3 separate regions of the Homo sapiens genome follow, and regions 1 and 3 are each linked to region 2. Evidence: read pairs that join two places in POLR2A ChIA-PET (ENCODE). Cell type or tissue: OCI-LY7. All regions are shown on one strand. Links, peaks and the distances in the headings refer to the core of each region. The heading gives the core; the rest is flanking DNA.

Region 1 (10,564 bases), core at 3,528-8,527, 170 kb after region 2:
ATCATGCTACTATAAAGACACATGCACACATATGTTTATTGTGGCACTATTCACAATAGCAAAGACTTGGAACCAACCCAGATGTTCATCACTGATAGATTGGATTAAGAAAATGTGGCACATATACACCATGGAATACTATTCTATTCAGACATAAAAAAGGATGAGTTCATGTCTTTGCAGGGACATGGATGAAGCTAGAGACCATCATTCTGAGCAAACTATCACAAAGACAGAAAACCAAACACCGCATGTTCTCACTTGTAGGTGGGAATTGAACAATGAGAACACTTGGACACTGGGTGGGGAACATCACACACCAGGGCCTGTTGGTGGGGGGGTGGGAGGCTGGGGGAGGAACAGCGTTAGGAGAAATACCTAATGTAAATGACGAGTGGATGGGTGCAGCAAACCAACATGGCACATGTATACCTATGTAACAAACCTCCCCGTTGTGCACATGTACCCTAGAACTTAAAGTATCATCATAATAAAAAAGTCTTATGAGTCCCCATATTCCATTCTGAGGCCATGAGCTTTCCACATCTGAGATGATTCATAGTTATTGCTTAATTTAAATGCATCATGTGATATAATTATAACAACATATTTTGCTTAGTTAATCCTGACTAAAATAAATTACTTTAAAAGTTATAAGAAGGAAATCTGGAACAAGAAAAACATTTTGGTAAACATTTATACAGTCCTCACTCTAAATATTCCTAGTTGTTTTAATGAGTTGGTACTTATTAGGACAGTACTATTACCATTTAGTTAATAATCTGTATTCTCAGTAATAAAGTTTTCAAATTATTTTCCAAGGACATATTTCATCACTGATTAATACATTTTTATTCCCTTGTAGAGCCATGGCACTGAAATGAATACCAGGGAACACCAGACTTCTCAGTTTCCAGCACTACAGAAATCTGGGCTGTCATAAGCATCTGGATGAGTACTGTCCCATAGGAATATAATAGAAGCCACATTTTAAATTTTCTAGTATCTACATTAAAAAGGTAAAAAGAAACAGGTGAAATTAATCTTAATAACCTATTTTAAACCCAACATACCCAAAATATATCATTGCAACATGTAAACATACTTCAAAATATTAGTGAAAATTTTATATTCTTTTTTTCATACTATGTCTTAAAAATCTAGTGTGTATTTTACATTTCCAGTACATCTCAATTTGGATGCTAAATTTTATCACAAATACTTAGTTGGTATTAGGCTTCATAAAATTTACAGTTTAAAAAGTAGATCTCCAGAGGTGAGTTGTTCCCCCAATAAGCTTAACTTTTTTTCCAATAATTAAAAATAGTACCGATTATTAAACTTAAATATAAGTTCATTAAAATTAAAGTTAGAAACTTAAAAACTCTGTTCCTCATTCATACTAACCTCAATGCATATGATCATTAGCTGTGCCTACCACACGGAACAGCACAGACCTAGATGAGTCTCTATAGAGATTTCTTCTTCCGTACTCATCTTTAAGCCAAATGTTTCTTTGTCTTATTCTGGTTTATTCTTTGTTGTTTAATGCTTCCCTTCTCTAAGAGGTGATAATGAAAGATAGTCATAGTAGCTAATATTCTAGGAGCCAATCTTGGCCCCACCAAGGCTGCAGGCTAGGTAAGAGCTCTCTTCATTTGAACCTCTGGAGAATATTCTTAATTTTTCATAGCTTCAAATATTTAGACCTTGAATCGTCACCAAAGACAAGAGGAAAACAGGAAACGAAGTGGTGATAAAGGCTTTCTAGTTTTCCTCTAGTATTTCTCTCCCACTTAAAGCCATGTGAATGCTTGCTAGTGATAGTATATGCTATCTTCTGAATGATTCTAAAGCAGAGTATTTCATTAACATTGAAATCAAATAGAGAGATTGTTTATAAAACTAGAGGCTTGAAATTCTAATATGAACTAAACCTATCATCAATGCCCTTTTTAGACCAGTCACTTAGAAGGTCATACATTTATTTTAGCAATGCTGCCATTACCAAATACATATTTATATATTCTTTCAAATGTTGGTATATGTTCTCACTCTAAAATAATATATCTGATTTAAATTCGAAGACATTCTAAGCAAGGTCTAATGAAAGTGATAACCACTTAGTAATAACTACGAAGCAAACAACAACAAGCTGATTATAAATAAGAATAAGCTGTGGAATAAATGAGAGGAGCTTAACTGTGAGGTTTCTTCTCTAATCTCATGGATGACACTAGTTTATACAGTGAAATTCTAAGTTGTCTGAAGCAAATAAAAGAAAAAATAAATGTATGACAATATTTGAAAATAATAAGTTCTCAATTTGTTCCTTTCCTTTTAGAGGGAACTTTCATTTTCTTAGAAGTATGGATAAGTGCTTACTGATTATTAACAGCTACATTTAATTTACTAATACAAGTATCATACAAGATGGTGAAATTTTTCATAAATATTCTTGAAGTTTAGTGTAGAGAAGGCTCACTCGAGCAATCTGTTAGAATCTAGATTCCTGGGATCAATTCCCCACGATTCTAATTCTTCTCTAGGCTTTAGGAGAGAAAGACTGTCTTTAGTCTCTTCACTTCCTTGTGGCTAAGATGACTACACGGGCCTGTGGTCTCCTCACTTCCTTGTGGCCAAGACATCTACACAGGCCCGTGGATTTCCCCATTTGGGGCAGGGAGTTAGGGCTGTTCAGCACGAGGCTGAGCTCACAAACAGGGCACAGGTCACTCTCTTCTAGGGCTCTCCTCCTTTTTCCATTAATATAATTGAAAAATTTAGAATACCAAAGTAAGTAGGTCACAGAGAAGATAGCAACACAACTATTCAGTCTGCTTTCTCTCTAGTGTTGGCTTAAAGGAGCAAGGAAAGCACACACAAAGCTAGCATGGCCAGGCCCAGCTCCCTAGTCCACAAGCCACATCATAATTTGATGTTAGGAGCCAACCCAGGTATAAGATGGCCATTATTTTACTGTGTCCTTAATTCCCCTGTAGTAGGTGTCTGGATGAGATTCAAGATATTAGTCACCTTTGACACATTATCACAAATTCTTGGCAAACAAGTATTTTGTTTCCTCACAAAAATCTCCTTGTTCTTGTTACCAAAGAAAAGAAAATAAACTATTAGCTTGTGCATTTATTTTACTTGCATAAAGGACTCTACACTTTTTATTAACCAACTTAAGAGAAAAAGGAACTCAACCATAATTACCTCTTGTTTTATTTAGAATAGAAATTTACAAGTTGGAGAAGGAAATTGAACACCGAGGGAGACCCAAACCTGGCAAAACTGCCGTGTGTTCAAAGACTGTTACAACAGTAAAACTAAAAAGTTAGGGACATGGTGCTGCATTTCTTTTCCTTTTCTTTCTTTCTTTTGTTTTTTTCCAGACTGAGTTTTGGTCTTGTCACCCAGACTGGAGTGCAATGGCACGATCTTGGCTCACCGCAACCTCCACCTCCTGGGTTCAAGCAATTCTCCTGCCTCATTCTCTCATTTAGCTAGGATTATAGGCCTGCACCACCACGTCCAGCTAATTTGTATTTTTAGTAGAAATAGGGTTTTACCAGGTTGGTCAGGCTGGTCTCCATCTCCAGACCTCAGGAGATCCACCTGCCTCAGCCTCCCAAATTGCTGGAATTACAGGCATGAGCCACTGTGCCTGGCCGGTGCTGCATTTCTTAATTTAGCATAGAAGAACTGATTTTGCAGATATACATTTTTAATGTTGACAATTAGTAGCAGTGGACAAGAAGATAATATATTTTGCATTTATATAATTATTTCAAAGTGACTTCTCTCCCACAATTAATCTTTACAAAATTTCTGAGAAATAAGTATTATTTTCTAGACGCTGAATTTAAAGCTCACAGAAGTTGTTTTCCCAGTGTTACACAGAGTACTTTGACAGAGCTGAGACATGAAACTTTATCTCTAGGTCTCACCAAAGCACATGATTTTGTACCCTGATTGGGCTTGTCAGGAATGGATGGGGCATGGTGGGATTTATTCACCAACATCTGTGACTAATAAGCTCAGTTGGTTGGGATATTTCCAATCCTTTCTTCTTTACTACTTCTATTAGTCACCAAGTTTAATCGTTTTAACCGTTTCATATTTCCTGATTCCATTCCTTCCTCTTTATCAACAGTGTACAAATTCACACTAAACTCGGGGCATTTGCCAAATATCCAATATTCTCATAACACGGCTTTGCATGTGGGTTCCCTTTGCCCAAAATGACTTCCTTCCTTGTCCACTTGTAAACATCACAAAATGACTTTTTTTTGGTTCATTCCTAAATTTCATACTCATTTCTCTGTATTTTGTTGGCGGGACTTTTCTCAGAAAGGATAGACTTTCACCAAAACACATTTGGGTAATATTAATTTCCCAAAAGGTTTTTGACCTGTCACCAAAGTATGGGTGCTAGTGTCCGTAGTTAGACATCTACAAAACTCGTGTGAAAATGTGGTGCAAACCATGAACTATGGGGCACCTAAGACTCTGCCTTTTTTATTATTACCACTTAATATACCCGGGAGCTTGCTACATGTTAATCTTCACAGTGTTGCATGGCCATTTTTATCAGTATGCTGTTGAACTTCACGGTTGTGATTTGAAACCTGTCCAATGTGATGTGACATATATTTGTGGTCAAAAGGTGATCTACACATCATGCAAAACGTTAAAATCTTCTCAAAAGTCAGAGGAGAAATATATTTCTTCAGAGAAGAGTTGTTTGCTGTTGGTTATGAAAAGTAAACAAACAAACATTCCCACCATAGCAAGGATTCCTGTGCACATATTCACAGTAACTGTGATAGACCTATTTCTGCTGAAAGCCCTGTCCTATGGTAAAACTCACAAGCTGTTTCTGTTTTACAAATGCTAAGCCTGAAAGGCACATGCAACCAAAAGCTCTCCCAGATTTCGGCAGGAAAAGGGTGAAAATGCCATATTGATGACTCTCTTATTAAATCTCAGTAAATAAACACCGGTGGTATCTTCCTTTTCATGGTTCCCGGTAACTCTAAACACTCACTCTTCATAAGCCAAGAAGTTACAAAAATGTTGGCATTTGTATAAAAGAAAACAGAACTTTGTAATCACTAAGTGTGACTAGGAGGAAGAGTGCTTCACTGAAAGAAAGAGTTCGCTATTCTATTTATGATAAAAGATGAAAATCTCACAACAAAGATAACAGTAGGCTAACTACTTCCCATGTTCTCTAGGGTTTGGGGAGCTACAAAGTCAAAATGAGACACAAACAAATTCTATAAAATATGTGATACTATAAAAGGATTAAAATTTTCTTTCACTATCCAAGAGAAATAATGCTGACAGTCATAAATTACAGCTAAGGAGAGACAGCTGAGCACTGAATCACTCTCATGCCTCTGTCTACTTCTATGTAGGCATCAGAAAATGCTTTCAACGCCTGCCATGCTGTAGAGTATTACATTCTGATACACTGTTAAAAATAGACACACTACTAGTAGTCAATCTCCCCTCATATCCTGTAATTCCTGATTAATAATAGTAAAATTTTTCTGGGCCAGGCACGGTGGCTCACGCCTGTAATCCCAGCACTTTGGGCGGCCGAGGCGGGCGGATCACCAGGTAAGGAGATTGAGACCCATCCTGGCTAACACGGTGAAAACCCGTCTCTACTAAAAATATAAAAAAATTAGCTGGGCGTGGTGGCGGGCGCCTGTAGTCCCAGCTACTCGGGAGGCTGAGGCAGGACAATGGCATGAACCCGGGAGGCAAGGCTTGCAGTGAGCCGAGATCGCGCCACTACACTCCAGCCTGGGCAACAGAGTGAGACTCCATCTCAAAAAAAAAAAAAAAAAAAAAAAAAAATTCTGTACTTCTGTACTTACTTGACTTGGCCTACTTCTCCCCTTTTCAGCTTCTACTAGCCGCTCTCTTCCTTCTGACCCTTTACCTCTTCGCTGAAACCCGGAAACAAATCAAGGAAAGAAAGAAGTGTAAAGATACTGTTCATACTCGGTCATTTATAGGTCATGTCTTTCAGGAAGACAAAATGGTTTGTAAAAGTGGAGGGTCATTTTTGGCTCAGGTCACTCTTTTTTTTTTTTTTTTTTTTGAGACGGAGTCTCGCACTGTCGCCTGGGCTGGAGTGCAGTGGCGCGATCTCGGCTCACTGCAAGCTCCGCCTCCCGGGTTCATGCCATTCTACCTCAGCCTCTCGAGTAGCTGGGACTACAGGCGCCCGCCACCCCGCCCAGCTAATTTCTTGTATTTTTATTAGAGACGGAGTTTCACTATGTTGGCCAGACTGGTCTCGAACTCCTGACCTCATGATCTCCCCACCTTGGCCTCCCAAAGTGCTGGGATTACAGGCGTGAGCCATCGCGCCCGGCCAGGTCACTCTTTTTCTTGAGAGTTTTCATGAAGTTTTATCTTGTATTCCGTTACAGAAACTTGAAAGAAGGCTATTTTCTGTTATTTTATTTCCTACATGACAGACTTAATTTTTTTTATTTTTTATTTTTTTTTTTGAGACAGAGTCTCGTTCTGTCACCAGGCTGGAGTGCAATGGTGCAATCTTGGCTCACTGCAACCTCCACTTCCTGGGTTCAAGCTGTTCTCCTGCCTCAGCCTCCCGGGTAGCTGAGACTACAGGCTCCACCACGCCCAGCTAATTTTTGTATTTTTAGTAGAGACGTGGTTTCACCATGTTGGCCAGGATGGTCTCGATCTCTTGACCTCGTGTTCCACCCGCCTTGGCCAATATTAAAGATATTAAAAGAGTAAAAAAAAAATGTATAATAATGTTACATATAACACAGGAACAGAAAACCAAACACTGTATGTTCTCACTCATTAAGTGGGTGTTGAACAATGAGAACACATGGACACAGAGAGGGGAACCACACACACGATGTTGGGGGATGGGGTGTGAGGGGAGGGAAGTTAGAGGATGGGTCAGTAGGTGCAGCAAATCACCATGGCACATGTATACGTATGTAACAAAGCTGCACGTTCTGCATATCCATACCATTTTTTTAGAAGAAATAAAGAAAAAAAAGAAAACATGATAGAAATATGAGGCTTCATTTTCATATCAACAACAAAGCAAGTATTAAAATCAGTCTATTAAAAAATACAACCTTGATTTGTAGACAACTCACTTAAGTATGTAAATATTCAGGTCAACATGAAGTCACCATAGTTTTCCTTGTAGGTCAAAGCACAAAATTTTTCACGATGAGGAAGAGAAGAAAAGTAACTTAGGAAATAAAGCGTTTTGACCCTATATTCTAAGGCTAAATATTGTACTCTTGTTAGTAAATATTTTTCACAGAAGTATGGATGAACAATTCTGAAAGTACTTTATGTGTATGGAAGATTTAAGCAAATAAGTAAATAGACTGTAGAAAAAAGGAGATACGTTCTTTTGTGAATAAGCACAAGTAACACCCAGATTTTTGGTTTCTAAATTCTATTCTTTAATAACAGAAATCTGGTGTCTTTAGAAAATGATTGACTCATGGGCTGGATCAAATGGAGTACAAGAAGAGCCTAGAGTGTCTTGTGGTACCAGAAAAGAAGAATGTTCAAAAATGATGGTGATATGAAGAAAGGGCACAAGAGCCAACTTAAAGGGCTTCCAATGGTCAAATGTGGACAATTTGAGCAACAAAATAAATATCAGTTGTAATGGATTATAGCTCACAGAATGAAACAGATACCCACGAGTCCATACTGATATACATAAATAATTGAAAGTAAGTAAGTGGGGGGTAAGGGAAAACTTCCGCGTAGAAGAATTTTAACTAATAATGGTAGAAGGAATTATGAAGATAGAAAATCGCCATTTGGCAAACACCATAGTGACAACTGTTTCAGGCAAGAATGATCAATGAGTACAAAATTCATAGCTGAAAGTATGATAGAAAAAACTGGTCATTTACATAGTATCTCTCCACATAATGCTTATTAGTTACAGAAAGTAAACTAGCAACTTTATAGTAGAGAAACCTGGCCAGCCTAGAATGAATAATTGGAGTTAACATCAGTAGTATTTAGACAAATTGACATCATGCGCTTCCTGATATGATGCACTGAGAAGGGGACAGCCCTAATTCTATGGTACTCTTGCCAAAAATGTACAACCTGACTTTTATTATCAGAACACAAAGTGAGAGACATTCTCCAAAATACCTGGTCACTAGACTTCAAAAGTGTCAAGATCTCGTAAGATACGGAAAGACTACCCAGATTGGAGGAAACTAAGAGACATGACAAATAAATGTTGTGTATGATTTCGGTTTGTCTCTTACTCTAGAAAAAGGACATTGGTGAGATAACTGATGAAATTTGAATAACAACTACAGATTAGTTAATAGTATTTTATCAGTGTTAATTTTCTGGTTTTGATAACTCTAAAATGCTAACATTTAGAAAAGGTTATATGGGAATACATTTTGCAATTTTTTATGTTTCAAATTATTTTGAAATAAAAAGTTAAAAAAATAAAATATAGATTTTGAAATGTCCTGTGACACTGAATAGTGACTCTCTTTGATAGTAAATCTCAGTAGCAATAAGTATCATTTGTAACATGAAATGTTTTCAGCCATGTTATCCCGTTTGGCAATTATCCCCATTTAAAAAAATGTTTTAAGTGGCTTGGCACTGTTAGTGAATGTTAGAGCAGACTGACTCTTTAAATATAGGCTTTTTTGAATCCATTATCACAGTAATATTTATCAAACCAGCTGCTTATCTGGTTTTACATTTCCATAAAAGCTTTATGAGGATAGGAGTAGAAAGGAGGAGCTAATAATAATTATACAACAGTTCATTCAAGCAGTTTTGAACAATTAAAGTGAAATATTTAGTCCATGGCTTTGGAGTCCAAAAGAAACGAAGATATCGACCAGGATAGCACATCCTGGAAATGTGTAACTGAAGAAGAAAGAGGGCCAATAAACACCATGACCAGTAATAATAAGAAGAAGGAATAGAGGAAGAAAAAGATCATAAGAAAGTTTGGTCCTTAGAGGAAACTGATATGACAAGGTTCTAGGGTAATAAAGAGAAAAGGCAAAGAACAGAAGAAGGAAGGAAGGGAGGGAAGGAGGGAGGAGGGAAGAGGGAGGAAATACGGGAGGAAGAGGGAATGGCGAGGAAGAGAGAGAGGAAATAAAAAGAACCAAAATGGAAGAAAGACAAAAGACAAAAAAGTGGTTAGAGAAAGAATAGAAACAAGACATTTAACTTCAAAGAGGAAGGGGCCTATCACTTTGAATTAGAATAAAAGTAAATAAGCTGGTGATGTGGTCCCTCACTCACAGCTGTCACCTGCTCAGTATAGTTTCAAATTCATTAGAATTCAGAACATGAAGCAGCTGAAACTTCTAAGGGAGTTCAACTTGAGGCTAATTCAATGAGATAGCACTCCAGACACCCAGAGGCATTAGAGGTTCTCATCACAAGACACTTGGTTGACAGTACTCTGGCCAGAGCCCTCCTTGGGCTAAGAAACAAGTATAGATTCAGGGCAACAGCCTAGATAAAAACCATCAGTTCCAAGTCCCCAGGAAGTACCTAGTGCACACAGAACCCCTCTTGGGACTCCTACTCAGCATAATTGCTCCCTCCAGCCTGGTTTCCACACAGCTGTGTGTGTGTGTGTGTTAAACAGACCCAAGGTGATTTCTGGATAATGTCCAAGTTGAAATACAGCCTAGCTGATTTATTAATTAAAATAATTGAAAAAGTCCAAGAACAGTAAGTGGCAATTAATACCAGAATAGAACAGTTTCTGTTACTTATTTTTATAATTATATTTCTGAATTTGATATTTAAAGTTAAACACAAAAATTAGCAGAGGAAATGAGAGATAACAAAATTGTTATTTTTCTTAAGGGCTTACTTTAAATGGAAGAATGTACCACATTAGCCATCAATAAGCTAAAAAATTATGATCTAAAACCAATCATTAATTATGAAAAAGTTATCAACTTAAAATTACATTATTTTTATGTGATGAATTACAAGACATTTGGTATTATGCACCATTTTGTCATAACCTCCAAGGGGACAAAACAAGATAATAAGGTAATTGATCAACCTAAAGTAACAAGTTTTGTATGACCCTTATAAATACCAATTGCAGGTGGAAAAAAAGATTCAATCTTGCTTAAATAACAGGAGAATGTAAAACTAAACAAACCTATTATATTAAGCAAAGGCAAATAGGAGTTTGCAGAAAGAAGCATTTGTGTTGGAATAAACATATGAAGATGAGAAAAATCTGAGATATTTGGAATTATATTGAGTGGTCCCTGTGGGGAAAATTTTTATTAATAAATTCTACAATTATCAAGGCTTTTATAATGTCTGGTCATACAAGCTCTGTTTTGGGGCAAAATAACAAATCTTTTTGATTCCATCAAATACTAGTCACTGGCCACTAATTCACCACAAACAAAAAGTGCTAAATTCATAGACCTGCAAGAGGTAAATGCATCATTCTAATAAGAGCTAGGGCTAATTAAAACCTTCCTCAAAGCTCCCA
Region 2 (10,564 bases), core at 3,433-8,432:
ACCAAAAACCCATCTGTACATCACCATCATCAAAGACCAAAAGTAGATAAACCCACAAAGATGGGGAAAAAACTGAGCAGAAAAACTGGAAACTCTAACAAGCAGAGTGCCTCTCCTCCTCCAAAGGAATGCAGTTCCTCACCAGCAATGGAATAAAGCTGGACGGAGAATGACTTTGACGAGTTGAGAGAAGAAGGCTTCAGACGATCAAAATTACTCTGAGCTACAGGAGGAAATTCAAACCAAAGGCAAAGAAGTTAAAAATTTTGAAAAAAATTTAGACAAATGTATAACTAGAATAACCAATACAGAGAAGTGCTTACAGGAGCTTGAGAACTACGTGAAGAATGCAGAAGCCTCAGGAGCCGATGCGATCAACTGGAAGAAAGGGTATCAGTGATGGAAGATGAAATGAATGAAATGAAGCGAGAAGGGAAGTTTAGAGAAAAAAGAATAAAAACAAACGAACAAAGCCTCCAAGAAATACAGGACTATGTGAAAAGACCAAATCTACATCTGATTGGTGTACTTGAAAGTGATGGGCAGAATGGAACCAAGTTGGAAAACACTCTGCAGGATATTATCCAGGAGAACTTCCCCAATCTAGCAAGGCAGGCCAAAATTCAGATTCAGGAAATACAGAGAAGGCCACAAAGATACTCCTCAAGAAGTGAAACTTCAAGACACATAATTGTCAGATTCACCAAAGTTGAAATGAAGGAAAAAATGTTAAGGGCAGCCAGAGAGAAAGGTCAGGTTACCCACAAAGGGAAGCCCATCAGACTAACAGCAGATCTCTTGGCAGAAACCCTACAAGCCAGAAGAGAGTGGGGGCCAATATTCAACATTCTTAAAGAAAAGAATTTTCAACCCAGAATTTCATATCCAGCCAAACTAAGCTTCATAAGTGAAGGAGAAATAAAATCCTTTACAGACAAGCAAATGCTGAGAGATTTTTGTCACCACCAGGCCTGCCCTAAAAGAGCTCCTGAAGGAAGCACTAAACATGGAAAGGAAAAACCGGTACCAGCCGCTGCAAAATCAAGCCAAATTGTAAAGACCATCGAGGCTAGGAAGAAACTGCATCAACTAACGAGCAAAATAACCAGCTAACATCATAATGACAGGATCAAATTCACACATCACAATATTAACTTTAAATGTAAATGGACTAAATGCTCCAATTAAAAGACACAGACTGGCAAATTGGATAAGGAGTCAAGACCCATCAGTGTGCTGTATTCAGGATACCCATCTCACGTGCAGAGACACACATAGGCTGAAAATAAAAGGATGGAGGAAGATCTACCAAGCAGATGGAAAACAAAAAAAGGCAGGGGTTGCAATCCTAGTCTCTGATAAAACAGACTTTAAACCAACAAAGATCAAAAGAGACAAAGAAGGCCATTACATAATGGTAAAGGGATCAATTCAACAAGAAGAGCTAACTATCCTAAATATATATGCACCCAATACAGGAGCACTCAGATTCATAAAGCAAGTCCTTAGTGACCTACAAAGAAACTTAGACTCCCACACAATAATAATGGGAGACTTTAACACCCCACTGTCAACATTAGACAGAAAAACGAGACAGAAAGTTAACAAGGATATCCAGGAATTGAACTCAGCTCTGCACCAAGGGGACCTAATAGACATCGACAGAACTCTCCAACCCAAATCAATAGAATATATGTTTTTTTTCAGCACCATACCACACCTATTCCAAAATTGACCACATAGTTGGAAGCAAAGCTCTCCTCAGCAAATGTAAAAGATCAGAAATTATAACAAACTGTCTCTCAGACCACAGTGCAATCAAACTAGAACTCAGGATTAAGAAACTCACTCAAAACTGCTCAGCTACGTGGAAACTGAACAACCTGCTCCTGAATGACTACTGGGTACATAACGAAATGAAGGCAGAAATAAAGATGTTCTTTGAAACCAACGAGAACAAAGACACAACATACCAGAATCTCTGGGACGCATTCAAAGCAGTGTGTAGAGGGAAATTTATAGCACTAAATGCCCACAAGAGAAAGCAGGAAAGATCCAAAATTGACACCCTAACATCACAATTAAAAGAACTAGAAAAGCAAGAGCAAACACATTCAAAAGCTAGCAGAAGGCAAGAAATAACTAAAATCAGAGCAGAACTGAAGGAAATAGAGACACAAAAAAACCCTTCAAAAAATTAATGAATCCAGGGGCTGGTTTTTTGAAAGGATCAACAAAATTGATAGACTGCTAGCAAGACTAATACAGAAGAAAAGAGAGAAGAATCAAATAGACACAATGAAAAATGATAAAGGGGATATCACCACCAATCCCAAAGAAATACAAACTATCATCAGAGAATACTACAAACACCTCTACGCAAATAAACTAGAAAATCCAGAAGAAATGGATAAATTCCTCGACACATACACTCTCCCAAGACTAAACCAGGAAGAAGTTGAATCTCTGAATAGACCAATAACAGGCTCTGAAATTGTGGCAATAATCAATAGCTTACCAACAAAAAAGAGTCCAGGACCAGATGGATTCACAGCCGAATTCTACCAGAGGTACAAGGAGGAACTGGTACCATTCCTTCTGAAACTATTCCAATCAATAGGGAATCCTCCCTAACTCATTTTATGAGGCCAGCATCATCCTGATACCAAACCTGGGCAGAGACAAAATCAAAAAAGAGAATTTTAGACCAATATCCTTGATGAACATTGATACAAAAATCCTCAATAAAATACTGGCAAACTGAATCCAGCAGCACATCAAAAAGCTTATCCACCATGATCAAGTGGGCTTCATCCCTGGGATGCAAGGCTGGTTCAATATACACAAATCAATAAATGTAATCCAGCATATAAACAGAACCAAAGACAAAAACCACATGAGTATCTCAATAGATGCAGAAAAAGCCTTTGACAAAATTCAACAACCCTTCATGCTAAAAACTCTCAATAAATTAGATATTGATGGGACATATCTCAAAATAATAAGAGCTATCTATGACAAACCCACAGCCAATATCATACTGAATGGGCAAAAACTGGAAGCATTCCCTTTGAAAACTGGCACAAGACAGGGATGCCCTCTCTCACCACTCCTATTCAACATAGTGTTGGAAGTTCTGGCCAGGGCAATTAGGCAGGAGAAGGAAATCAAGGGTATTCAATTAGGAAATGAGGAAGTCAAATTGTCCCTGTTTGCAGATGACATGATTGTATATCTAGGAAACCCCATTGTCTCAGCCCACAATCTCCTTAAGCTGATAAGCAACTTCAGCAAAGTCTCAGGATACAAAATCAATGTACAAAAATCACAAGCATTCTTATACACCAATAACAAACAAACAGAGAGCCAAATCATGAGTGAACTCCCATTCACAATTGCTTCAAAGAGAATAAAATACCTAGGAGTCCAACTTACAAGGGACGTGAAGGACCTCTTCAAGGAGAACTACAAACCACTGCTCAATGAAATAAAAGAGGATACAAACAAATGGAAGAACATTCCATGCTCATGGGTAGGAAGAATCAATATCGTGAAAATGGCCACACTGCCCGAGGTAATTTATAGATTCAATGCCATCCCCATCAAGCTACCAATGACTTTCTTTAGAGAATTGGAAAAAACTACTTTAAAGTTCATATGGAACCAAAAAAGAGCCCGCATCACCAAGTCAATCCTAAGCCAAAAGAACAAAGCTGGAGGCATCACGCTACCTGACTTCAAACTATACTACAAAGCTACAGTAACCAAAACAGCATGGTACTGGTACCTAAACAGAGGTATAGGTCAATGGAAGAGAACAGAGCCCTCAGAAATAACGCCGCATATCTACAACTATCTGATCTTTGACAAACCTGAGAAAAACAAGCAATGGGGAGAGGATTCCCTGTTTAATAAATGGTGCTGGGAAAACTGGCTGGCCATATGTAGAAAGCTGAAACTGGATCCCTTCCTTACACCTTATACAAAAATTAATTCAAGATGGATTAAAGACTTAAACGTTAGACCTAAAACCATAAAAACCCTAGAAGAAAACCTAGGCAATACCATTCAGGACATAGGCATGGGCAAGGACTTCATGTCTAAAACACCAAAAGCAATGGCAAAAAAAGACAAAATTGACAAATGGGATCTAATTAAACTAAAGAGCTTCTGCACAGCAAAAGAAACTACCATCAGAGTGAAAAGGCAACCTACAAAATGGGAGAAAATTTTCGCAACGAACTCATCTGACAAAGGGATAATATCCAAAATCTACAATGAACTCAAACAAATTTACAATAAAAAAACAAACAACCCCATCAAAAAGTGGGTGAAGGATATCAACAGACACTTCTCAAAAGAAGACATTTATGCAGCCAAAAAACACATGAAAAAATGCTCACCATCACTGGCCATCAGAGAAATGCAAATCAAAACCACAATGAAATACCATCTCACACCAGTTAGAATGGCAATCATTAGAAAGTCAGGAAACAACAGGTGCTGGAGAGGATGTGGAGAAATAGGAACACTTTTACACTGTTGGTGGGACTGTAAACTAGTTCAACCCTTGTGGAAGTCAGTGTGGCGATTCCTCAGGGATCTAGAAGTAGAAATACCACTTGACCAACCAACCCATTACTGGGTATATACCCAAAGGACTACAAATCATGCTGCTATAAAGACACATGCACACGTATGTTTACTGCTGCACTATTCACAATAGCAAAGACTTGGAACCAACCCAAATGTCCAATAAGGATAGACTGGATTAAGAAAATGTGGCACATATACACCATGGAATTCTATGCAGCCATAAAAAATGATGAGTTCATGTCCTTTGTAGGGACATGGATGAAATTGGAAATCATCATTCTCAGTAAACTATCACAAGGACAAAAAACCAAACACCGCATGCTCTCACTCATAGGTGGGAATTCAACAATGAGAACACATGGACACAGGAAGGGGAACATCACACTCTGGGGACTGTTGTGGGGTGGGGGAAGGGGGGAGGGATAGCATTAGGAGATATACCTAATGCTAAATGACCAGTTAATGGGTGCAGCACACCAGCATGGCACATGTATACATATGTAACTAACCTGCACAATGTGCACATGTACCCTAAAACTTAAAGTATAATTAAAAAAAAAAGTTAGGCAGAAGCTATACATTTGTTAACTTAAATAAAACTTTCACATACCTTATTGTTTTTGAAAATTTGCAAGCCTAGAATAACAAAATAATGGAGGACCATATGAAGACTTGACAATAAACAAACTGTAATAGATTTGAGCCTACGACGTATTTTGTTTTCACCACTCAGAGAAAAAGATAAACCAGAATAATGCTGGAAATTGGGTTGTCCTGCTCCTTCTATGGTTTCTTAGATTCATTCTCCAATTAATGTAATTTCAGTTAACTAAGCTACTTTTTTTATCGGCTGATTGTTAACCAGTCACAATCTGTATTTTGTGTTTCTGACAGTAACCACTCACTGCATTCAACTGCAGAAGCAAAATCACCCACATCACTTTTATAACAAAACATGTTTACAGCAAAATCTGAGTATGTTCCTAATGACTTTTCTAAGTTTGTAACACATATGAATCATCTTTGCAATGTTACTGGTCAAATGTCTGAATTTAGATATCTTAGTAAGAAATAAGAAAAGGAAGATGCATGCTTCAAAGTGTTTGCCTGTGGCTATTTCTGTTTCTGAAGTTTTAATGAAAGTGGTGTAAGTGAAGATGAACTGAAAGTCTCAAAATACCAAATCGGCTACAAATTGAAACTCTAAAAATAATGAAAGGTTATGTCTACCAGCAGCTCTCTAAACAATCCCCATCTACAGATTTTTTTTTTTTTTTTTTTTTTTGAGACGGAGTCTCTCTCTGTCACCAGGCTAGAGTGCTGTGGCGCGATCTCAGCTCACTGCAACCTCCTACTCCCTGGGTCAAGGGATTCTCCTGCCTCAGCCTCCTGAGTAGCTGGGATTACAGGCATGTGCCACCATGCCCAGCTAATTTCTGCATTTTTAGTAGAGATGGGCTTTCACCATGTTGTCCAGGATGGTCTCAAACTCCTGACCTCGTGATCCACCTGCCTCAGCCTCCCAAAGTGCTGGGATTACAGGTGTGATCCACAGTGCTCGGCCAGATTTTCTTTTAAATTAATTCAGCCAATTCCTCTCCCTTCCCTGAGTCTCACTATTTGAGTACTGTAGCCCTGAACATCTGCATTATTGAAACAAGTAGCTGTGAATAAATCACTCTGTTTTGTTATACTTACATGGAGGATACATTTTAAAGCTACTTTTAAAACAGTATTTCAAGAAAAAAAGAAAGTCATTTTGGAAATAAAATCCAAGAAATATTGGTCAATATTAACTAAAGTGTGAGAATTAATTCAATCATTAGCAAGTACATTTTCCTTGCTTCACGGCGGGCAGGCAGGACTTAGGTATTTACTGATTGGCTCCTTCAATATAGGTAAGGAGGGAATAAGAGACAGTCATAACTTAAAAGTTAATTAAGAAATTCAATTGAAGGCACTCAACTGCAAAGTTAAAAGACTTTAAAATCTGAAGTTAAGCACATGCCGTTTTTTCCACATAACCCACCGAGTTTAGATGAGAAGTGATAAGGGCAACTCCCCCTAGCAACAAGTCCTACTGCACTGGTAGCTGCTTGTTCAGCTGCAGGCACTCTAGACTTAAAGGAGGCTATTTCAGAGAACGAATGGAAAGAAACCTATTATTTTTTTAGAGATGGCTTCATAAGGATATTCTAAGTTATCAGAAATGCTGCTTGGGGAAGTGTGTGGTACTACCCCTGGATCCAGAATAGGGGAGGAATGAAAAGAAGAAAGACTTAACATAATTTCCCCTTTTTCTCATTACTGAGTCATTCTTCTACCCTGAAAAAGTCCTCTTCACAAAAAGCAGACTGAGGAGATGAAAGAACTATAATATATTAGGAAACATAGTAATTACAACCCTTATGTGTACTTTAATTATATAATGTGTTCATCAAAATGAAGGGAGATAATTTTCTATTTCTAAGACTAAAATTATATCATTCCAAATAGTGTAATAGAACTAGGGAGGAGAACATTAATATGGCCGCTATATTCATACTTTTTTATATATGTTGAAATACCAGAAGCTATGTTAGGCCTTGTAGATAACACAGGAATATTTTGAGACACAATTTCCATTTTATAGAAATTTAATTTCTAAAGGAATTATTTAAACATTAATTTAACAACAGATAAACTTTAATCTTATTTTTACTTTATGATATTGTAATATTTGACATTGGCCTTGAAAATCTGATAGGCACTTCAAAAAGACAGAACTCTGGTTTCCTTTTTGCAAACTATACTGCACTAGCAGCGCCCTCATTCTGTTACTGGTAGCATCATTCTTTCCTCTGTTCAGGCCAAAAACCTTGGTCCAGAGTTTCTTAACTTCAGCAACGTCAGACAATTCTTTGTTGTAGAGAACAGCATTATATGCTTCATAGGATATTTAACTGCACCCCGGCTTCTACCCACGAGATATCTGTGGTATCTTCCCCAACTGTGACAAGCCAGACACTGTCTCCAGACGTTGTCAAATATTCCTGGGAGAGAAAAATCACCTTCAGTTAAGAGGCACTGTCTCAGAGTTACTACGGACTTGGCTCTCTCTCTGTCACATCCCACATAAATCTCTCAGCAAATCCTATCAGCTCTGCTTCAGAACAGACTGAAAATACAAGAACTTCTTATACCTCTGCTGCTCTCACCTTGACCCAAGCTGCTTGATTCAAATTCTGGATTACTCCAAGGACCCCTATCCTGTCTCCTTGCTTCCACATTTGGCCATGTACATCCTATTCCCAACAAACCAGCCAGACATACTATCAACACATTATAAACTACTCTAAAAGTGAGAAAAAATGGCTTGAGTGATTCCCCATGGTCCATATTCATGACTATACTGTGTGAAAACACGCTAATATTACTATGAAGACAGTCGTGGTAAAATTAGTCTAAATGTTGGCTAGACCTAATTCAGCCCCACATAAAAGATACTTTTACATTCAGATGATCAAAGCAAAGCAAGTATTTATTGAGTGCTTACTGTGTACTTGATCCTACAGTCAGAGCAGAATTTCAGTATAAGAAGCTGGAGATCAAATAATATTTATGAAAATATTTCTACTTTGTACCACAAACAACAGGTTAAAAATAGCACTTTTTACTAGAGCAATTTTTTAAGCAAAAGGTTAAAAAAAATTCTGAGAAGCTCTTTTAATTGGTTTTTATGAAAAAAGGTTTGTCTCAGGGTCTAAAGTAATAAATTTCCAAAAATGATCCGCTACATATTCCTTTAAATTGAATAATTTTGCATTGATTACAGAGAAAAAATGAAGTGGGAAGGCAGATCCCAGGGTCCCAAATGTGATGATTTTAGCTCTTCTAATTATTGAAAATGTAGTTTATAGATACTTTATTCAACATTAATGGAGAGAAAAAGAGTTTGTTCCTTCTTTTGTCAGACTGAAAAAAAGGTCTTAACAAATTGACCAATGAGAATGCAATTGTAAATGAAGAATAATTAAATAACTGGAGGCCGGGCACAATGGCTGACTCCTGTAATCCCAGCATCTTGGGAAGCCGAGGGGGGCAGATCACTTGAGGCCAGGAATTTGAGACCAGCCTGGCCAACATGGCAAAACTTCATCTCCACTAAAAATACAAAAATTAGCTAGGCATGGTGGCACGCACCTGTGGCCCCAGCTATTCGGGAGGCTGAGGTGAAAGAATCACTTGAACCCGGGAGGCAGAGTTTGCAGTGAGCTGAGATAGTGCCGCTGCACTCCAGCCTGGCTGACAGAATGAGACCCTGTCTCAAAATAATAACAATAATTGGAGTTGTGGCATTTCATAAAATTTTTATTTTGTAGTTATCATCTACCCCGGCAATGTTTGCATTTTGCCAAACAAATGAAAATGTTATTCCCTTGCAAAAGTGCCTGGAGGATAAAGTTATTAATTTGCCTAATACCCTGTCTCCATGGGAGAGCAAGCTGACACGAAGTTTTCTAGAAACTACTCTGTTTTGACCATTTTCCCTCTCTATTCCTTTAGAAACACAGTCAAGTGTCATTGCTGGCTAGATATTAAAGATTTTCTGTTAATTTCAGCTCACAAGTTCTGAGACAGGTTAAAAGAGGAAGAAAATTTTTCTCTTGTATTTGAAAAAAAATCCTTCTTAAAGTTATGAAACTTTAAGTTATGAAACTAAAGGTTCAAACTTTAGTTATGAAACTAAAAGGGAAGAACAAAGTAGACCATTCAGAATACATTAACTTTCATCCAAAGGTTTCAGTGTGTTTGGCAGATAGCACATTATTAAAACACAATTCTAATAAGTTCCAAGAAATTCTTCTCCCAATTGTACAGCCACAAAAGTTAAGGCTTGGGGAGATGAAGAAATTTATAGCCCAGAAAAAATAAAATAAGGCTAAGGAGAAAACAAAATCCATCAATTCTTATGTCTGAAAACAATGAGAATAAAATAAAAACGAGACAAAAATTATTTCCTTGTTTCAGTCAATAGAAAATTGTTCCAAAACACCATTGCAATGTTACATTTTTATAATTTATTTACTTTTTAATTTTGACTCTATTTTTCACTATTCTACATAATTTGCTGTAAACATTTTTTTTAAAGCAGCTTACACTCCAGCCAAGAATAGTTTCAAGGAACTCTGAAAGGAGCGAAGTTAAACAACACTGTTAGTAAAGCCACTACAGTGTGACCCATATGATAGCCATGGTTAAATATGGCCAAAAATCATTATTATCATGCTTGTATTTTTTTTTTAAAGCTGATTACTTAAAAATAAGCTTTATTGGCCAGGCGTGGTGGCTCACACCTGTAATCCCAGCACTTTGGGAGGCTGAGGCGGGTGGATCACGAGGTCAGGAGATCGAGACCATCCTGGCCAACATGGTAAAACCCTGTCTCTACTAAAAATACAAAAATTAGCTGGTCATGGTGCCACACGCTTGTAATCCCAGCTACTTGGGAGACTGAGGCAGGAGAATCGCTTGAACTCAGGAGGCGAAGTTTGCAGTAAGCCAAGATCACGCCACTGCACTCCAGTCTGGTGACAGAGCGAGACTCTGTCTCAAAACACAAACAAACAAACAAAGCTTTATTAAATCACTCATATAAGATACACTAATTGATTCTAAAGTCCTATCATATTAGAATTAAAATTATATTACTTTATCTTTCTGCTCTTACATGTGTCAAAATACTTTTAAGCTGAAATGTTTCAGCTTAATGTTGGTAAAATACGAATCTCACTTTCATAAAATGTCATTTACATTGTCAAATTTTAATTTCAAATTCAGTGGTTCCACAAATTGTTTTATCTTTTCATTTTATAGAAGCCAGTGTTTTTAAATACATTTCAGAATTGTCTCTAAAGAAAATTAAATAGTTCTGTGTTATGGTTACCACCTTCTGTTACTAAAAGTAAATAATTTACAAAATATACTT
Region 3 (10,564 bases), core at 2,132-7,131, 120 kb before region 2:
GGCTGAATTCTGAGGCTTCTGGAGAATTCTCATAAGGTTGTACTAAGAAGCACCCTTATAAGGTGTTATCAGTGAATGCTAACATGCATTAATTCATTTAAATGGTTGTTTCCTTTTCCAGGTTTGAAAAGTATCTTTCTAAATCGAAGTCTTCCTAAGCGTGTATTCAAAATGACACTGACATTTCAGGAATTTTAAATTTAGGTCTTATGGTACAAAAGTTCTAAATTTAAAATACATATTCTTTAGTATGTCGAATTTCCTATTTAGGTATGAACACGAAAATTAAATTTCGATTAAAATGAAAGAGGAGTCAAGTGAGGAAAAGCTTTACTGAATTGACTTAACATAGCATATTTTCAGTTTAAAACAGCGGTGTTTCAATTGGAATAACATTTCATTTTAAAATAAGTCATGCCACCTAACTGAAGGTAGGAAGCAAAAATAAGCACAATTTCTAGACAATTGTTTTTTTTTTCTTTTTTTTTTCTTTTTTTTTTTTTTTGAGATAGAATCTCACTCTGTTGCCCATATTGGAGTGCAGTGGTGTGATCTCGGCTCACTGAAACCTCCGCCTACCAGGTTGCAGTGATGCTCCTACCTCAGCCTCCCGGGTAGCTGGGATTACAGACATGCGCCACCGTGCCTGGCTAATTTTTTTATTTTTTGTAGTAGAGATGGGGTTTCACCATGTTGGCCAGGCTGCCCTCGAACTCCTGACCTCAAGTGATTCGTCCGCCTTGGCCTCCCAAAGTGCTGGGATTACAGGTGTGAATCACCATGCCTGGCCTAGAGAATTGTTTTAGACAAAGTTAACAAACATATGCATATCCCAAATTCATTATTGCAGACAAAAGCCAGTCTCTAATTCATTGTTTCAAACAGAAAAGTTTGTCATATACACCATCTGATGCTTTAACACTTAGGAAAAATTTCTACAGTGACTAGGTGAAACTTGTATTTTTTTAAAAATTAAAGAAAAATGAGCTTCTAATACAAAAGTCTTCACAATGTGATTCCAAATAAAGTTAAATGATCAAGTATTTAGCCAAGGAATCTAATTAAAGTTGAAACATAGAATTGCCCTGGACTCAGCTTATAGCTTAATAAATGTATGTAATATATCCAGTTTTTTTCTTTTGTAGAGTGAGATTAATAAAAGTGACTACTATCATTTTCAAGATCTTTGAGAAATCAGTGATTCGTTTTGCTCTAAAATGCACAATATAAAAATATTAGAAGAAAACACATATTGTCATATATTGTGCTACTAATTCATTGTACATGGTTTATAAAATTGCTTTGTAGTGTTTTTCAGCTTAAAAGAACTTGTAAGTTAGAAAGCCATTCAAGAAATCAGAAAAATCACTGAGAAAATAAATCTTGCCTTATTCATTGTTTTCTTAAGCATAATCTCCACACAGAAGAATTGAATAAACCAGAAAATGAATATTTTTTTCCTTTTCTCTCTTTCCTACAAAGCATTATTATGCTGTTTCCCAGCTAGACATGCATGTGAACAGCGTGATTGTGAATGGGACTAAAATAAAACACTTAGTGCTTGATTAATATTAGGTATGCCTCTTGGGATTTGTTTAGTCACTGATTCCTTGACACACACCTCCAGTAACTTTATAAAAAGAACAAACCACACTTTCTGTATAAGATGCAGTAACACATTACTTATTCCAGAACTACTTCCATGGCAACCTCTACTACAGAACACAACTAAGAACTTGGACACAAGCCAAGTGTCTCCTGAGCACCCAAAATAGATGTCACTGTGTCTATGTCCTTTGGCACATGCACGTTTCTCATAAGAGAATCTCTTGGACCCTCAGATAAAGTTATTGCCTCTTATTCGTCCATAATTTTTTATAAACTTGTTCATTTTCTGGTGTTCTTGCTCCCAGCACAAAATAATCATGAAGAGGTTGTTGAGGTTGAAGGAAGTTATTAGAGATATGCAAACTGTCTACACCAGTAAGTAAAGAAGTCACTCTTCAATATGGAAGGTGGACACAGGAGGAAAAAAAAAGTCCTATAAAAATAATACAAGAATTAAAAAAAGGCTGGGCGCAGTGGCTCACGTTTGTAATCCCAGCACTTTGGGAGGCCGAGGTGGGTGGATCATGAGGTCAGCAGTTCAAGACCAGCGTGGCCAACATGGTGAAACCCCATCTCTACCAAAATTACAAAAATTAGCCAGGCATGGTGGCAGGCCCCTGTAATCCCAGCTACTCTGGAGGCTGAGGCAGGAGAATCACTTGAATCCAGGAGGTGGAGGTTGCAGTGAGCCAAGAGCGTGCCATTGCACTCCAGCCTGGGCGACAGAGCAAGACTCCATCTCAAAAAAATAAAACTAAAAAATAAAAAATAAACAGTGATTATGTGACCATTTGATCTAAGAATTAATAGCCTTATATACCATGCAATGTATTACTGCATTATAGAAAAATTCTATAATATGTATCCATGAGTAATACTGAGAAATTAAGGGAACATTAAATTGCATTTAGTCCCCTCCAGAGAGAGCTCAAAACATATAGTGGATCTCATGAAGAGAATGATCCACAAGTGGCTAAATTCTTTGAAAAGCTTTTCAAGTTTTCAGTGGTAAAAGTTTACTTTTTAAACTTCACTTTATGGAAAATTCACATATATTGAAACCCTTAATGTTCTCCATTGTTGTTTTATTGGCCAGCAGCAAATATTATATACCAGCTAGCCAGGGCCTCGGGGAAAGAGTGACACCTGGAATGCTAGGGTACACAGGGATTTTTTTCTGTGCCGCATTGGGCTATTCCCCTTCTGCTCTGGAAGACCCTCTATGGATCGGTGACTTGAAATCTTTTTGAAAATTTCACTCTTCTTAGAAATGTTCCTCCATTAAGGTGAATGAGCTTACACTAAGATAAGCTTCATTAAAAAAAGAAAAGTAGGCTTATTAGAATTTTTTTAAAAAATAATGAATAAAGAGAAGGAAGGATTAAAATTAACAGCTAAATATAGAAGCAAACTGGAGGCAAAAACCCCAATTCAAAATAACTGTGTTTCCCAGGTCAGATCTACCAAGCTGTGATGAGTTTAGTGAGCCTTGACTGAATCAGTTAAAGTGCCTAGACTGCCCTGCCCAGGTTCTCTTGTCTGATTGGCTCCATATTAGTTCTATATTTCAAGTTGAAGATTCATTAAGCTCCCCCTCCTGCCCAGTCAAGAACATTCTGTACATTTTGTAATGCTAAAGTATATTTATCTTTATCCAACACAAGCAATAAAACACAAAAACCACACATGACAAGATACAACAAAGAAACAAACCTAAACTAAGCTTTAAAATAAAACAACAGCAACAATCATCTGGTTCCTAAAAACACTAACAAAACAAAGCAAAATCCGAGTAGTTTCAAATATCAACAGCCAGAAAATAATACAGTTAAAAAGCTAAAATATTTTCAAGGGTATATTTTCTCTCAAAATAGAGGTGAAGAGGGAGGAAAAAAAGGTCAAATGACCACTAAATACTTGTCCCCAAAACAAATGAACCCTGAAGATTTAAATGAGTAAAAACAGTACCTTATAAGTCACTGGTCTGGTCTACGCACAGCTGTTCCCAGTGCCGACTCTTGTTTAACTGTCCACTGCCTTCAGTTTAAAGTTAATTCTTTTGGCAAAAAAGTACAGAGCTTGTCTGGAAAATGCTGTTTGGACACAAACCATTCCTTTCAAAGCGGTGGTAGCTATATTTAAGTTTTCTTGTAGAAGGGGATATAAACTCTTCCTGTAGCTAATTTTCTTTCTCCTCCTTCTCAGACTTAGTCAGTATCCTCCCATCCCATATATTGAAGAAAGAGACAGAGAGGGGAAAAAAAACCTACAAGGAAATATACCTTAAATAATGTAGTATTTGAGCATTTAGAAACAAAACAAAACAAAATAAGAAATAGGAATCATAGAAAGCTCATCAGGACCTTAAATATAATTTAGCCGGGTGAACCCATTTTGTAGATAAGGGAAGTGAAACCCAGAGAAAAATATGATTTGTATAAGGTCACTCACACGGCTAGTTAGTGCCACAGTTAACAAATAACCAGGTTTCACAACTCCTGCTTCAATGCTTTTTCCACTACACTAACATACCTGAGGGGAAATAGTTTGCCTTTTCCTCTATATCCTTGCATAATAAGCAAAGGAATTGGCAGGGAGCAGTAACACAATTAGGATGTGAGAACTGTCTCAGAGAAAACATTTCCTTTGGATTTAAAATCCTTAATATTGAAACTTTCCCTTTAATCTCCAATTTCTTTGTATATTAGGAAATAATCTTTTCCTTTGCTGATTGTCCAGAATATTTTTACAACTCAGGAGCTGCCATGTTTCAAGGGATGCTAACATTTATTAGTCCTTACAGAGTACTGCTTCAGTAAGGCATGGTGCTGTGACAGGTGGCAGAATAAGTGTTCTACCTAGTATCAGTGATACTACTCCACGGCTCTTAAACTAGACACACATTTGCTATTATCACAAATCCCCACTTTCAATCTATCAAGATTTTTTGAATACACACATTTGGTTTTGATTATTGTTGATTGTATAATTTGTTAAATAAAACAGAGAAGCAACATAACAATTTTCATTGGTGTCTTTCATGTATTTCCTATTTATTGGTGAATAAATTATGTTTTTCTAACTGAAAGAGTGATGTGCTTATTATAATAATTTTTAAAATTACCTTTTTGAAATGTATTCATTCATTCATTCACTTATTTAACAAATATTTATCGAACATTCATAAGATCTATCTCATCCCTCCCACGTGAAATAGTGTAACAGACAAGCAATAGCTTCCTTAGAAAAGTAGGGAATTTTCAAATAAAATCAAAGGGTTTGCATGGGAAGTAAGGTCAATTCTCTATGACTACTTCTGTATTCATTCTCACACTTCAAACATGTGTCCTTGATTTCTTTATATCCTATCGATTGGGTTGCTCCAATCTTAAAACATCCTGCCCAGATCAAGTAAACCAAAATATGAAGTGGCCCACACTGAAATCACTCTGGCCACTATTAATCTTTCCATTTGATCTGGCTCCTTAAATTTTAAAGCAAAATCTTCTTTACACTTTGCAATTCCAAGACACAATGAGAAATGCTCAGATCATTCAAGGCCTATTTTCAAACTGTTACCTATTCTTTAATTCAGAAATGCACTGTTTGGTTTTAATATTTCTCGTCTACTTTTAAGGCATCTACTCTTGCCCTGTTCTTTGGCAGGAAGCAGTATGCTTATGACCAAATAATTATAAAATGTAATTAATATTTAAAATGACAATTAGATTTTCTGGAACACATTTTCCAAAATGTTGAGAAATTAATGGGTATGATAGCACTTTTCTAATGCTGACAAATAAGCAACTGAGATTCAAAACAGAAATGTTGAGAAAGAAATTTTGGAAAACCATGGTTTTTGACACAATGACAGCATCTTATTTTCCTTTTATTCTCATTTGATTATGTCTGTTTGAGCCCTATGCAAAGGTTAAGCAACATTAATATGTCAAATGTGACAAGAGTTGGACACATTGATACATATTACTTGCATTTGCTAAAAATATTCTGTATTTTCCTTTTACTTCTTAAGCTTTACTTTCGATATTGACAGTTTTACCTTTAGTCCATTAGAAAGAGCAGGAAGGAAATATGAGTAAGACCTTGTAAGGTAATAGGCCTTGAGGAGACATAGAGTTTTACATGGAATGAGTCAAGGTGATTCAGAGGGTTAAATGGCTGCAGGAAGGAAGGAAAGAGTGAAGAGAAGTCACAGATTGTTTAGAACAGGAGTGGGCTGAGCCATAGACAATAGATTATGGGTATTGAATTCAAGAACCAAAGTCTCCTAAAATAGGCTAAACAAAGAAGGAACTAGCAATTTTGGTGACCAGTGAAAGCAATAGGAAATTGGCCTTCAAACCTACTTCAAAATCCATGGAATGGCTCATCTCTACCCATTGGAAGGGAAGCATGTGCTGTCAATATGTGATCCAATACAATCTAAAACGGCACAACATTTTTGCAACCATTTTTAAAACTGGTGTTCTGCTCTATTTAGGGTCCTGGGACACACTCCAGGTTGCCCTACTCTGGGAATGCTCTGAATTTCAGAATACTAGTGTAGTTTAGTGGGGAATACTCACTGTATTTTGAAGATTTGCCCTGTGGTGTTGAATTTCACTGATGGAAGAAATATTTCCAGCAGAGGTGAACTCCAGGGCAGGCTATATTAACACAGGCAAGGCAGTCGGAATTCTCTAACTCTTGATCTCCTCCTCTCAGTTTTCAGGTTTATAGTAACACTAGAAGAAGGCTTTTACTAAGAAATCCCAGAGAGCTCTTTGGTGATAGCAGTGAAGGGTAGTGACTGCATGAACAGCTACTAGATTCTAATATTCTATGCTTGGGGGCAGATTTCATGCATGGAAGTTTTTAACAGTTTTAAGAAACTGACACACATAAAAATCTCAAGCATCAACTCTCTTAAGCCAATTCCAGCACATACGTACACCTCTCACAGTTCATTCTCCTCAGAGAACCAGAATCATCATTCCCCTCCTTATACCCATGATTTCTCATCTTTCCCATCATTCCCCTGCTTCACTGTTGAACAATTTCCCATGATTACTCTCCTTCATTCCTTCCAGTGGTTTTCCATTATTCTCTTGCTTTGCATTGTCCAGTGATTTCCCATAATTCCCCTGCTTCAGCCCTACTACAATCTCCCATTGCCCTCAGTATAAATCCAAATGCCTAACCATGGCCTCCTATGTACTACATGATTTAGCTTCAGTTTATCTTTCCTACTGATATGGTTTGGCTGTGTCCCCAACCAAATCTCATCTTGAATTGTAGCTCCATAATTCCCAGGTGTTGTGGGAGGGACCCAGTGGGAGATAACTGAATCATGGGGACAGTTTCCCCCATACTGTTCTCATGGTAGTGAACAAGTCTCACGAGATCTGATGGTTTTATAAGGGGGAACCCCTTTCACTTGGTTCTCATTCTATCTTGCCTGCTGCCATGTAAGATGTGCCTTTAACCTTCCGTCATGATTGTGAGGCCTCCCTAGCCAATGGAACTGTGAGTCCATTAAACCTCTTTTTCTTTATAAATTACCCAGTCTCAGGTAAGTCTTTATCAGCAGCATGAAAATGGACTAATACACCTACCGAATTTCCTAACCTGCTATCACATCTGTGTGGGATGCTCCTCCCTCATATTTTCACAGAATGATCTTCTCATCATTCAGGATGATGCTACCAAATGCCACCTCCTCAGAAAGAAGATTTCCCGACCACTCTGGTTAAGCATCCTCCCACCCACATATACCCTCTATCCCATTTCCCCATTTTAATTTTCTTTCATAGCCCTTTCCATGTCTGAAATGATCTTTTGTTCTTCCTTACTTATTATCCATTTTAGTAGTCAGTTGAACCATGTTTGCTATGTCTCCTCTAGAATAAGTTTTATCAAATCAGAAAGATATCACGATATATAAATAAGATTAGAAACCTAAGATTTAGGCTTTTTGAACCACATTGCTCTTAGTGTTCAGAACAGTATCTAGTATAAAACAGGCATTTGACAAATATTTCTTTAATGAATTAATTATACTTTCTGCATGAGCTACTATTCTTCTGTCAACAAACATCTAACTTAAGTCCATAAACATGAAGGCAAAATCTAATCTACTTCTGCAATTGACTTAACACTGCAAATCTCCCCTTGGCTCCAGCAGCTAGGAATGACAGGAAATGAGGAAAGAGCCCCAGCTGGGCCCTAAGTAGTTGTATCTACATAAGATACCTGTAACCTTTCGAATTGTATTAACACAAAGGCCAGATAATATCTTGACTTGCCAGAATATCGTCTGTGGATATATGTACCTAACTAGATATGTGATTACATTTGCTAGAGGTCCTAAGAGCTTCCGGAAATCTCTTTCATTTCCTGAATGCTGCAGTAGTTTTTCTTATTGAAACAGCAGATAGCCTAGAGCTAATTCTATCCTTTCCAGGTGGTTTTAAGAAGTTGCCCTCACCTGCCAACTCTTGCGAGCAAAGGCTAAATCTTTGCATTTGCAACATATGTTTTCTAAATGAAAAGGAGGGAGACCAAATAATTTTGGAGAGGTGAGCTCAAAGATAATTAAATCTCCCATCCAAGCTCTGCTGCACACTCTTTCAGAGCCCTCCAGTGAGCTGTAAATTAGATTTCCTCTCCTGTCTCATGTCCTACTGCTTCCTAATTACCTGTTCTAGTGAGTCAGCCTCTCTGGGTCCTGGGACTCAAACATATTGTTGGATAATGTGACTGGCTCACTACACTTCAAGTACGGCCACATCAGAGAGGTGGCCATGTGACAGCAAGATAGGGAGAGGGTGATTCTTTGTTAGGAAGAGAATGGCTTTCCCTAAGTGCCATGACAGCCCTCCTTCCAGGACAACCAGGGAGAGGGAATTTCTTGCCTGAGCACTGGTGTCACTCAGAGGCAAATAACTTCATTCAAAGTCATTAAAACAAAAAGTGCTCTTTTCCTATTGTATTGACTATACATTAATCTACATATATAAGTGGCATTTATTTCATTAGTGGATCAAAGCTAAAATATTTATTAATTGTCTCTGTGGACAAGGCCTTGTGCTAGGTTATGAAGTTTTTGTAATAATTTCTTGTTATCTCATTGATGATAATATTTCTTATTCAGAATAGAAATTTCCCCAGGAAAATAAAGTAAAAATTCTTTTCTTCTTCCTTGAATTTATTGACGTGCCTATATTTGTTGAGCCCATATAATGTGCCAAATGCTTGGGTACAAAGAAGAAGACTAACTCTTGCCTCAGAAATGGAGGTGGGAGACATTTACAGACTATTGTGGAGGTAAGCACTGCTTTACAGGAGAGCATGGAAGCAGCAGGGAATCAAGACAGGAAGTAACCAAGGAAGGCTGCCTTGAGGAGATAGAACCAAAATACAATTTGAATGCAGAAGGAGAGGATTAACATTCCAAGTAGGAGATAGAGTACACTTGGGTTACTTCAAGTAGTTATATAGAGCTGGCATGTGGAATGAAAAACCAAGACTGATGGATAAAGTATGCAGAAAGGAAGACAGGCAAAAGCCAGGCTCAGGAATTTGGTTTTTATCCTCAAGGAAATGGGTATCCATTGAAAGATTTTAAATAAGAGATATTATGGTTTTAGAATACTAAGTGAAGAGAAAATTCTGGGACAGGTCGTCTAAAGGACTATGACATTTCTATGTATAAGTAAGATACTGTGATAGTCTGAAATTAGGCATGAAGGACAGAGAGAAAGAGAGAGATGGCCCTAAAGTATATTTTAAAATTACTACAGGTAGGAAGATGTTAGAAGGCAAACTTACTCCAATATCTCCATATAATAATTACAGAAAAATATCAGTGGTATTTTATAAGAATTGATTATGTAAAAGACATTTTTCATACATTCTATTTGCAGACGAGGAAACTGAGGCATATAACTGAAAAGACTGATCGCACAATTTGAAATCACATTCATCTGTCTATGAGGCGCATATACTTTATACTAAACTGCCTGTCTCTTTGAGGGCAGCATACATTTTGGACATTTTCAAAACTTGGACATTGGGTGACTAGACTCAAAGACATTGTTTAGAATATAATTTGGCAATATCTTAGGAAATTTCATGGGCAGAAAATTAGGTTTCCTAGGCATCAGCATGTCCAAATATGAGATTCAATACATAAACAATTGTATTTGCATGGTTTCTATGGAACTACATGTTTAGCTACTTTGCAAAGTACAAATCTTTCATCAAATTCCTCTTGATAATCTAATTATCTTCATGTCTGGAAGACTTATTCACACACTATACTAGGACAGCCAGTGGAAACGAGAATGAAAGTCAACTTGGCAGATACCCTAGTTCCATCAAGTCAAATATTGAGTTTTGAGCTACATGGAGTTTGAAGGCTAACTCAGTTTCAATGAATCTAGGAAGGCAAGAGGTAAAACTAAGACATTGAATACAGAAAGGGGCAGATACAGCTCAAACAAGAGAAAATGCCGAGATTTGTTTTAAAGTTGGAATAGGAAAATTCCTTCTCTAACATATTTTATACCCCCTGTGGATGACCCTATACCTTACTGTCTAAATCTTGACTTTCTGAGAGTAAGAGGAGGCACTGCTGTTAATGACAATTAGATTGGAGATAAAATCCAAGACTCTTACAGGCAAACTTGGACACATGTCACCCTACCTATGAAGTGGGAATTAATACTGACCTAAAGACGATGATAGTATCAAGAACGAGGTCACGGGCTTTAGAGCAACTAGCTCCTAAGTCAGGAGATTCTTACACAATTTGGACACATTGCTCAATAGTCAATAATAAAGGCCAGATTAATAAACTATTTGTAATATTTTATTAATTATTTTAGTGCCACAGTTTATTTTTATTTAAAAATGGTATAGAACAACCAGGCACAGTGGCTCACATCTGTAATCC

Evidence for each region. Peaks named below come from ENCODE experiments on the same cell type or tissue, not always from the same donor. Only the 100,000 strongest peaks of a DNase experiment are listed, where the experiment ranks them.
Region 1: POLR2A ChIA-PET joins it to region 2 with 6 read pairs; 2 of 35 experiments call an interaction of 5 or more read pairs at or near these places.
Region 3: POLR2A ChIA-PET joins it to region 2 with 7 read pairs; 1 of 35 experiments calls an interaction of 5 or more read pairs at or near these places.

Annotation. Positions count from the first base shown.
Region 1 is chr4:85,490,652-85,501,215 of GRCh38, reverse strand. All of the region lies in intron 1 of ARHGAP24 (Rho GTPase activating protein 24), which reads right to left. Among named protein-coding and RNA genes, the nearest start is that of ARHGAP24, 21 kb to the right of the region's middle. RefSeq lists an enhancer at 2,765-2,814. In OCI-LY7, for the core only: no CTCF peak of the experiment used is centred there; no DNase peak of the experiment used is centred there.
Region 2 is chr4:85,656,112-85,666,675 of GRCh38, reverse strand. The region is part of intron 2 of ARHGAP24 (Rho GTPase activating protein 24); the gene reads right to left. LOC105377319 (a long non-coding RNA gene) reads right to left here. Exons shown (of 3, transcript XR_938955.4): 3 at 7,215-7,628. Among named protein-coding and RNA genes, the nearest start is that of MIR4451, 61 kb to the left of the region's middle. RefSeq lists an enhancer at 1-51. In OCI-LY7, for the core only: CTCF peaks have their summits at 7,198 and 7,408; DNase peaks (open chromatin) are centred at 5,745, 6,665 and 7,415; H3K4me3 peaks cover 1,979 bases; H3K27ac peaks cover 3,033 bases.
Region 3 is chr4:85,771,978-85,782,541 of GRCh38, reverse strand. All of the region lies in intron 3 of ARHGAP24 (Rho GTPase activating protein 24), which reads right to left. Among named protein-coding and RNA genes, the nearest start is that of MIR4451, 55 kb to the right of the region's middle. RefSeq lists an enhancer at 8,216-8,756. In OCI-LY7, for the core only: no CTCF peak of the experiment used is centred there; DNase peaks (open chromatin) are centred at 3,131, 3,611 and 4,051; H3K4me3 peaks cover 1,514 bases; H3K27ac peaks cover 1,918 bases.